Regions from separate parts of the Homo sapiens genome. Here region 2 is linked to region 1. A link is a contact called in ENCODE Hi-C data. All regions are on one chromosome and are shown on one strand. Each heading gives the region's core, a stretch centred on a gene start or an enhancer-like site at or near the end of the contact. The rest is flanking DNA. Distances are from core to core; before and after follow the strand shown.

Evidence for each region. A loop is a pair of places that touch in the nucleus more often than their neighbours do. Pooled maps may share reads with other maps.
Region 2: a pooled map shows a loop between it and region 1 (15-fold over the local background). The contact joins the promoter of RFC3 here to the enhancer-like site in region 1. A Hi-C loop is called at or near these places in 5 of 50 pooled maps.

The regions. Positions count from the first base shown.
Region 1 is chr13:26,183,385-26,188,713 of GRCh38, forward strand. It overlaps a transcript of RNF6 not described here. Among named protein-coding and RNA genes, the nearest start is that of RNF6, 36 kb to the right of the region's middle. RefSeq lists enhancers at 2,761-2,930, 2,981-3,030. Within about 2 kb of position 3,192, at least 34 of the 41 ENCODE cell types and tissues checked have a DNase peak (open chromatin) inside an H3K27ac peak, as active enhancers do.
Region 2 is chr13:33,815,083-33,820,596 of GRCh38, forward strand. It overlaps RFC3 (replication factor C subunit 3), which reads left to right and starts at 3,067. Exons shown (of 9, transcript NM_002915.4): 1 at 3,067-3,183. The coding sequence starts at 3,097.

The sequences.
Region 1 (5,329 bases), core at 1,942-4,441:
AATCAATGAGACATGTAAAGCAATTCTACTTTTTCTTCCTTCCTTTCTTTCCCCACTCTGCCTAGACACTTTGGGCATCTGTGTATATTTGCTGGTAGGTGTTTTATTTGTGAGATAGGATGGGGATCAGGACTCTAATTCACTTATGATCATTTGCCTCCCTGCGTATATCCATAGTAGATTGTGAGCAACTTGAAGGTAGGAGCAGCTTAAACAGATTCTGAAACATATTACTTTTTGCAGAAGTGAAACTGAGAAGGTAAAATGGAATGTTAGCCATGCAGTAAAAAATAGTTTTGGACTAATACAGAATAGCAACTGAATTATTTATATATACAATTCGCAGCTTAGCAAACAATTTCATGGTTAACTGCATTCTGTGCTATACTTTTCACTCATATTCTCACAGAAAGTATAGATTACTTTGCTTGAAAATTCATAAAAAATCTACAATATATTCCTCGAATTATTTATATATTTTTATATATATAAAATATAGGTTTTTTTATACTTATTTATATATGTAATATATACAATATTTATTTTTTTATAATTATTCATATATATACATACTGGTGGAGCTGCCCTCCACCAGCAGATAAATAAAATATATATATATATATATATATATATATTTTTTTTTTTTTTTTTTTTTTTTTTGAGACAGAGTCTCGCTCTGTTGCTCAGGCTGGAGTGCAGTGACACGATCTCGGCTCACTGCAAGCTCCGTCTCCTTAGGTTCACGCCATTCTCCTGCCTCAGCCTCCCGAGTAGCTGGGGCTACAGGTGCCCGCCACCCACCACGCCAGGCTAATGTTTTGTATTTTTAGCAGAGACGGGGTTCCACCCTGTTAGCCAGGATGGTCTCGATCTCCTGACCTCGTGATTCGCCCGTCTCGGCCTCCCAAAGTGCTGGGATTACGGGCGTGAGCCACCGCGCCCGGCCGCCTCAAATTATATTCTAATCAGTCTCCCTCAGTTTAGCCTCTGCATAAAGGCACTTTAAAAGTCTTCGAACACTGAACTCTCAAGTGAAAAAGACATGTTGTTGTATAAAAATCTGTTTTATGCTTTTTGCTCTAGAAGTCTCTAAGGCTTAAAAATCAGCAGGGCATATTCTGCTATCAAAACTACAACAGTATAATTTAGTTGTCTTCAAAGTAAAAAGATTTGTAAGACTTGACATATGAGAACAGATTATCTAATTGTTTCCCCTTTATTGAGTATTGGCCATGATGTTACAGAGACGAACATTCAGTTTTGAGTCACTTCTACTCGCAGATGTTTCAACGTTTCCTGGTCCATAATGACTGCACAATACGAGTATCTCTGCCTTTTAAAGCTGTTCTGGCTTAAAACAATGCCTCACCTTACATTTTCTATGAGTGAAAATAACGTAGATTGAATGCTAAGCATACACACTGTGCAGGCCACAAAGGATAAATCTGTGGACTCCTGCAGAAGGCAGGCGATCCAAAGCAAATGTCCTTAGCTGCCCTCCACCAGTAGAGGGCAGCCCTCTCCCTACAAACTGTCTACCTAGTGAGCTCCAAAGTGCGCTGCAGGAAATTATTTTAGAACTTGTAGGTATTGTTATCATTTTATTGATTGATTGATTGATTGACTATTAAGACAGGATTTCACTCAGCCACCCCAAGCTGTAGTGAAGTGGCACAAACACGGTTCATTGCAGCCTCAACTTCCCAGGATCAAGCCATTCTCCCACCTCAGCCTCCCAAGCAGCTGGGACAACAGGCGCACACCACCATGCCCGGCTAATTTTTTCAAATTATTTTTTGTACAGATGGGATCTCACTATGCTGCCCACGCTGGTCTCGAACTAATGGGCTCAAGCTATCTGACCGCCTCGGCCTCCAAAAGTGCTGGAGTTACAGGCATGAGCCATCATCCCCGACCAAGGTATTATTTTTATTTTAGCTTTTTAAAATTTCTATTTGGTGTGCTCTTTGTAATAATACATAAATATATATATGAGCATGCATTACATTTTTATAACTTATAAATAAATACATATACATATACATTTGAAGTGCATTTTTTTTAAAAAAAGTTGTTACTTGGCTGGGCACAGTGGCTCACGCCTGTAATCCCAGCACTTTGGGAGGCCGAGGTGGGCGGATCACGAGGTCAAGAGATCGAGACTATCCTGGCCAACATGGTGAAACCCCGTCTCTACTAAAAATACAAAAAATTAGCCTGGCGTGGTGGCAGGCGCCTGTTATCACAGCTACTTGGGAGGCTGAGGCAGGAGAATCGCTTGAACCCGGGAGGCGGAGGTTGCAGTGAGCCGAGATCGTGCCACTGCACTCCAGCCTGGGCAAAACGAGCGAAACCCTGTCTCAAAAAAAAGTTGTTACTTAAAGTAATGCATTGTCAACAGAAGTGTAGAGGCCATGATTCTAAACTTGTGTTCTCTACGCCTAACTACGAACCTTGTGCCTTTCCAAAACCAAAGGTCACACTTCTGGAAAGTTCCTTCCTCCCTCACATTCAATATCTATTTAGAGAACACACACTATGTCCTAGCTTCTGCTAGGTTCTGAAAATACAGTAAGAGGCAAAAGAGCCATAGCCCCTCCCACCCCGTGCCCTTATGAAACTTGCAGTCTACATAAACATAGATATGAAACAAACACAAAATGTATGTTTTAACCCTAAAATGCGATAGGGAAGCCAGTCAGACGATTTACTCGGGAGTAAGAATTCAGGTCATTCACCAAGGCGCCCATGTCAAAGCTTCATCACCCGCCTCGCGGCCCTAAAACGTGTCAGAGTCATGATACACACAACGCAGAGGAAAAGTTCAAAAACAGATCTTAAAAAGAGAAGTGAAAGCAAGCGATCAAAACATTTCTGGAAATCTGACACATCTGGAGTGCCGTGTGGAGACGCCAGGGCGCGTGGAGCTTTGAGCAGTTAAAAACCCAGACCGGGAGGCCAGTGCGTGTGTAAGACCGCGTTTCTCTGCAAGGCTGTCCCGCGGCAGGAACGCGCTCGTTGGGCCGCAGAGCAAGAGCGGGACGCGCCGGGGGGCGTCTGCGTGGCACGTGGGCCCCGCAGCCAGTCGCGCTACCGACTGGCAGTCAGCGGAGACGCTTCGGAGCAGGTCTGTTAGGGCGCGCGCACACACATGCACGTGCACGAGCGCACGTACACGCGCACACCGCCAGCGCGGACCCTGACGGGGCCGAGCCTCGGAATTGGGCCTCCTCGGCCGCCGTCGTCTTCTCAGCTCTCACAGGGCCCGCAGCGGCGCTATACCTTCGGCCACAGGTAGCGCGTTCCTTCGCTGTGCTGACCGTCGATCCCGGGGGCGCTAGAGCGCCGGCTCCGGGGAGGGCAGGGAAGCGTCAGGGACCTTTCTTCTTCTTTTTTTTTTTTTCTTTTTTTGAGACGGAGTCTCGTTCTGTCGCCCAGGCTGGAGTGTAGTGGCGCGATCTCGGCTCACTGCAATTTCCGCCTCCCAGGTTCACGCCATTCTCCTGCCTCAGCCTCCCGAGTAGCTGGGACTACAGGCGCCCGCCACCACGCCCGGCTAATTTTGTGTATTTTTAGTAGAGACGGGGTTTCACCGTGTTAGCCAGGATGGTCTCGATCTCCTGACTTCGTGATCCACCCACCTCGGCCTCCCAAAGTGCTGAGATTACAGGCATGAGCCACCGCGCCCGGCAAGCGTCAGGGACCTTTCTAGAGCCTTGCTTGGCCTGAGGTCCGGGACTGGGGCTGTCCCCGCTTCCTGTTTCTGCCATCAGTGGGGCCACAGGCCTGAAGACGGCTTGTACCGCCACCTTGGGCGCCTCTGCTCCTGGCTGCGACGTGGGGCGTCCTAGCCTTCGGACCGGGAACCTGATAGGAGACGAATAGAAAGGGGGAAAGCCCTGGAAAATTAAGCCGGCACAAGAAGGGGGAAACGTTTGGAGGTCAGGCAAGGCTGATGGCCTTGGGGATCGCGGAGCAGGAGGCTTACTGGGATGTCCAGTGTGAGAATGTCAGCCCGTGAGCTCTGGTGTGCAAGAAAAATGCCTCTTTTCTGGATTTCAGGTGAATTTCTGACTCCTCTGGGCTACATACGACCACCCTTCCCTGGCCCCCTCTGGTGAACTGGTTATAAAAGAAAAATTACCCTAGTTCTTCCTGCGGTCCCCTCCCCAGGGATTAGGCCAAGTTCTGGAAGCTTATTGGGTGACTTAGTGGGTATGTTAATGGTTAAGTAACGTACCCAAGGTCTTATTGCCAATCAGTGGCAAAGTCAGGATTCAAATGCAGATCTCTTGGACTCCAGAGGCTGGAGTTTATTAAATGTTTAGCCCCAGCTCTATTTGATTTTGGGGGTTTTTTAAGACAGTCTCTATCTGTTGCCCAGGATGGAGTGCAGTGGTGCAATCTTAGCTCACTGCAGCCTTGAACTGTTGGGCTTAAGCAGTCCTCCTGCCTCAGCCTCCCAACTAGCTGGGACTACAGGCGTGTGCCACCACACCTGGTTCCTAGCTCTATTTGAGACCACAGTGGCCTGAAGTGTAAAGCACACTGGACACTAGGTGTCAAAAAATAGAACTAGAAGTCAACAAGTGATCTAAAACAAGATTCTGTAGGTGTCTGGGCATCAGTTTCATCATCTGGGTGAAATGGACTTGAACCTGTTAATATCCAAGGTCCCTTCAGCCCTAATAGTCTAGGAATTCTAGAGAGTGTAACTGCTCATTTGCAGGCTGCCATCCAGACCATCACAACTGTCTTGTGGCTCATGGAGACTTTCAGATTGATGCAGTGGCTCCAAGGCGAAGTGACCTCAATTGCTGATGCAAAACTAGATTCTATAAGTGTAAACTGGTGGTTCACAAGGACAGGTGAGAAGTGCTGATGGTGGCAAGGGAGGCAATTATAACAATATCCCTCCCCTTCTACCCCATCCTCCACCCCACTTGTGACAGACATAGACAAGGACTTAATTGTGGCACAGAGGAAGGGCAACTGACTCTTGAGACCAGTGAATCTGTAGTCAAAACGCACTGATCACTGTTGAATAACTACTGGAATTATCAAGAGTCTGGCTGAATTTACATTTTACTTTCCAAAACAAATATAACCAAAAATTCCAGTCACTGCATAAGCCAGAAGCAGGTGACACACAGAAGTGAAGACTGAGGGGAGTTTAGGTGAAAGCTGCAGCTGTTCTCTCCCTTTTAGTGGGGGCTTTAGTTGGACAAGTCAAAAGAGCTTTTTTTTTTTTTTTTTTTTTTTTTTTTTTGAGATGAAGTCTCACTCTGTTGCCAGGCTGGAGTGGCATGATCTCGGCTCACTGCAACCT
Region 2 (5,514 bases), core at 1,817-4,316, 7.6 Mb after region 1:
CTGATTCTAACATTTATATGAAAATGCAGAGGACAAAAACTGGCAAAGATAATCTTGAATAAGAATAGAAGTCAAACTACCAGAAACCAAGACCTATTATAAGGCTATAGTAATCAAGACAGTCTGGTACCTGTGCATAGATAGACAAATAGATTGATGGAACAAAACAGGGAGTTCGGCAACAAATCCACACATACAAGGTCACATGATTTATGACAAGGTGACCCTACAGTACAGTGAATAAAGGTCTTTTTAATAAACACTGCTGGTGTAACTGGATATCCACATGGAAAAAAATGTACCTTGACCTTTTAGACTTTTTTTTTTGTATGGAGGCATACAAAAAAAAAATTCCAGTGGATTTAAAATCTAAATGTGAGAGCAAAACCATAAAACTTGAAGAAAAACTCACAGAAGAACATCTTCAAGACTTTGGAGTAGGTAAAGATTTTGTAAAACAGTACAAGCTGAACTATATTTAACTTAAGAACTATTTATCAAAAGACACCATTAACAGAGATTAAAGCCAAGCCACATGTAGGAAAAAGATTATTTAAAATACATGCATGAAAAGGAAAGAAATTAATAAGAAAAAGACAAACAATCTAATAAAAATAGGCAAAATATTTGAATAGTCACTTTACAAAAGAATATTCTAATAATTAATAAGATGCTCAACATCATTTATCATTAGGGAAATTAAAATCATAATGAGATTTCTCTGTAAACCTGCCAGAATGACTAAAATTTAAAAAGGTTGTTGGTTGGTGAAGATGTGGAGAAATTGGAATCTTTTTGCATTGCTCATGGGAATGTAAAGTGGTGCAGCCACTGTGGAAAACGGTATGGCAGTTACTCAAAAAATTAAACTTACAATTACTATATGATTGCCGGGCGTGGTGGCTCGCTACTGTAATCCCAGCACTTTGGGAGGCCGAGGCAGCTGGCTTGCCTGAGCTCAGGAGTTCGAGACCAGCCTGGTCAACATGGTAAAACCCTGTCTCTACTAAAAATACAAAAAATTAGCTGGGCGTGGTGGTGCACAACTGTAACCCTAGCTACATGGGAGGCTGAGGTGGGAGGATCGCTTGAACCCAGGAGGTGGAGGTTGCAGTGAGCCGAGATCGCATCACTGCACTCCAGCCTGGGAGACAGACTGGGACTCCATCTCAAGAAAAAAAAAAAGAGCTAAGATACCTGAGGGCCAGAGTCATTAAACATTAAAGTGATTGCAGCTGTAGTTTACCAACCCCGAGGACTTTACTTCCTCTGTAGCAATTTCTCATATCCTATATATTCAAGAGTCTGGAGTAAAATTGCTAGATAAATACAGGGCCCTGGTTACATTTGAATTTCAGATAAAGGCTGATTTTTTTTCTCATATAAGTATGTCCCTGGCAATATTTATTACAATTTCAAATATTGCCAGGGACATACTTATATGAGAAAAAAAATCATTTGTAATAAATTTTGCCATAGACATATGAAAAAGCTTCTGAAATTCAAATTTAACTGGACTTCCTGGGTCACCACACTATTTCTCCTTCCTCAGAACCCCCAACAATATTGAAGCACATGTCTTCATGTGCTTCAATGGTAGAGACATGTCTTCACGGTAGAGACCATCAACCACTGCTCCTTATTGAAGTTGTCTGTCATGCCTGTGGTCACTCTTGCCAAATTATTGATCATTCTAGCACTTGGTTCTTCTCTTTATTCCTCTCAGTACTTATTTCCATTATCATTCATTATGATTATGATATACACATAGACCACAATTCAGTATCCCTGCTTCTGATTTCCTTTACCTTCTCATTTCAAACACTTCCTCCATTTCAATTCCAAAGGAGAGAAGCATAAAGAAGATGAAGCTTTTTTGCAATATTAAATAGGGTGGTCAGGGAAGCCTCAGTGAGGAGATAATACTTGAGCCAACATCCTGAAGGAAATGAGGGACCCAACTCTGCTGACTGGAGAAACATAGTCCAGGAAGAGGAAACAGTAATTGCAAAGGCCCTGAGGCAGAAGCCTTCCAGGCTTATTATAGAAAGTTTCTCGAGAACAGGGATTAAATCTTATACTTGGTGGTGTGGATAATACCTTACCTGCAGGAGTAATTCATGTAATATGACGATTCATAGAAGAACATGATAAATTATTGATTAATAAATGAGTAAGAGGCACCTTGGTGAAAGGTTATTAAGTATATTTGGAAATCATTTCCTGCCTGTAAGACCTTGCAATCAAATGGCAGGACTTAGGGTTCTTAATAATACATAAAATAAAAGCATAAATTAAATAAGGAATTAATATTATGTACAATGAGTAAAGTGCATTTTGAGAGGCACTATTTGAAGAGAACTTCAAAAGTTGCATATCAACTTCATATGCAGAATATTTTTCTGAGGGGTTCAGATGCTTCTACACATTTTAATTGGAGGGCTTTCAAATATTCTAGACTTAGAATGCATATTAACCTCGTGTCTTCTCCCCTACAGACCACATTTGGGTAGTTTTTCCATGCTCTTGATTCTTTTGTTTCTAATCCAATAAGAATATTGAGGAATAGAGGTAACAAAGGATAGTGAAGATCAGACATTTTCAAGCGATTCATCCAATGAAGCTTTACTGGGTACCTGCCAAGTGAGTGAAACCCTGAGATGTATATATTCTAGTGCCGAGGACAGAGTTCCACACCTAGCAGATATTTAGTAAATTTTTGTTGAATGAATTAAGTGAATGAAAGAATGAATAAATGAAAGGAACGGTCTTCTCTGAGGTATCTGGATGTGACGCCAAAAGGGTCAGAACCACATTTTCAATTCCGCTTGATAATTTCTAGAATATAATAGACGGTGCGAACAAAGAGAAAATAAATAAAGCAGTGAACTTCAGAACTAGAGGGCATCGACGCGGCAGCTGATTTTGTCTGCACACGGCCCCCGTAGCCTTTCCGTCCAAAATCATTTACGCGGCCGCGACCGGTAGTGACGTCACGAGATTTGGAGCTCGCGGGAAAACTTGTCTCTGCGTTGTGGGGAGGACGCGCGCTCGCGCGGGATTTTCAAGCGTAGGCCCCCGGGAACTCGAGCTGCCATGAGCCTCTGGGTGGACAAGTATCGGCCCTGCTCCTTGGGACGGCTGGACTATCACAAGGAGCAGGCGGCCCAGCTGCGGAACCTGGTGAGTCTGCGGGGGCCGGGAGCGTGGGAGAGGGGAGGCCCCCCGGCTCGGGGTTTCGCGCCCCCCTGAGGAGCAGTGCTTCTCCCGCCCGCATTGGAAGGTGATAAGTGCTATGGAGAAAAATAACACAGGGAAGGGGGAAGAGGTGTGGGAGGCTGGCTTGTATTTTTAAACAAGAAAAGCTCCACTGAGAAGTGGCATCTGAGCCGAGACTTGAAGGAAATTGAAAAGTCATAAATACAGAAATCCGAGCAAAGAGTGGAACAGGTAAGAGGGGACAGCAAGTGCAAAATTCCCGGGCAGGGATGTGCACGGCATGTTCTAAGAACCTCAGGAGGCCGGCGTAGCCGATAGTGGTGAACCAGCGGGAAGGGTAATCGGAGATGGGTGTATGTGTTGGGATGGAGTTGGAGTGCAGACCCAGTCAGTCTCAGAATAAGACGAGAAGCCGTTGGAGCATTTTGAGCGGAGATGACACCATGTGATTTACTTTCTAGCTGGCTTAAGATTTCTCGATGTCATTGTCATTTACAAGTAAAGTGTTGTAAATATGTATTTACTCCAAAGATCGTTTCTAATTCTCAAATAAATTGTATTAGGACGTTCCTGAGATTAGTTTTTTTTTTTTTTTTTTTTTTTTTTGAGACGGAGTTTAGCTGTTGTCGCCCAGGCTGGAATGCAATGGCGCGGTCTCGGCTCACTGCAACCTCCGCCTCACGGGTTCAAGCGATTCTCCTGCCTCAGCCTCCCGAGTAGCTGGGATTACAGGCGCCCGCCACCACGCACAGCTAATTTTTGTATTTTTCAGTAGAGACGGGGTTTCACCACGTTGGCCAGGCTGGTCTCGAACTCCTGACCTCAGGTGATCCGCCTGCCTCGGCCTCCCAAAGTGCTGGGATTACAGGCGTGGGCCACCGTGCGTGGCTGAGATTAGAGCTTTGTGAAAGATCCTCTCCCCTCTATCCTGATGCCTCTTTGTCTGTTGTAGTTGATAAAAGTGCCCAATGGCAATATTTTGTGAGAACGAACTGAATCTTCCAGGGAGTAGAGAGTAAAGAAGGATCTTTAGGAGAATAAAGTGTCTGTGGAAGACATTTATCCACTCCTTTTAAGGAACTCAAATTAATATATGATGCTGATGGAAACGTTTTTGCCCAATACCCTGGTTTTCCCTTCCGACCTTTCTTAGATTTACAGATACTATTTAATTAAGTGCGTCTTAAAAATAAGAAATAATAAGAAAAGATTGTACACGTAAAAATCATTAGACTAGTTGATAGTGTTGTGACATTGAAGGTTTTTTTTTGGTCTCTTTATTGATACTGCATGTATACTAATTTAAAATAAATTGATTACTGCAGTATCCATCATTTATAGACAAATTACATTTTCCGTCAATAGCTTTGTCTTCAGTTTTCCTAGTGATAGAATACATTTTATTTTCTGTGGCCACATTTTGTTGTACAGAATTTGGAATGTATATTTTGGACATGAATTTAATATAATGGTCTTATGTGTTAAATTTGCTTTTAAGAAATGTTCACCTGTTTACTCTTTTATTTGCAGCTTAATCAAACTATGAAACATTTAAAGCATAACCCTTATTTTTGATTAGATTGAAGTTGAAAAAACAAGGCAGTAAGTGTCTGTGGGACACTTGCCATTTTCCAGGCAGTATATTAGATTGAATAGTTCTTTTCCTTGGGACTTTTTAGTGACAGAGATGGATGAGTTTACAAAGTATTAAAATTCATTGCAATAAGCGCTTCTCTTAAGATACGTATTCCATTTTTTCAATAATGGTTATTTACAGAACTTCACCTTACAAGACTTTATGCTCCCGAGGCTAAGGTCTGTCACCCACTCATCTTTATAGCCTTCATAGCACTGGTTCCCAAACCAGACTGATCATCAGAAACACCCGAAAAGCTTTTGCAAAACTCATCATCAGCAGATACTGTTAGTGCCCTACCCAGTCCTCTTGCTTTTAAGTGCACACAGACTGACTTCTGACTTCTAACTTTGTACATCTGTACTTTGCCTGAGGGCTTTTCTCTCTGTGACACCCATAGTAGATTTGAAATGCCTGGAATTAATGCTCTTTCTTTTCCCCCATCCACTTTTCTAAGCAGGCTTCAAGAAAGAACTCATCAGAGATAATCATACGGCAGCTTCCCCACCCTTTGGGTGGGTTAACACTCTGGTGGGTGTTTATGTTGGCTTTAAGAGTTTCCCTAGCAGGATCAAACACAGATACCTAGAGCCATTCAACTTGACAACACACTCTTACTGGCTGCCTTCCTTTCCCTGTTTCGCATCCCCACTCTCCTA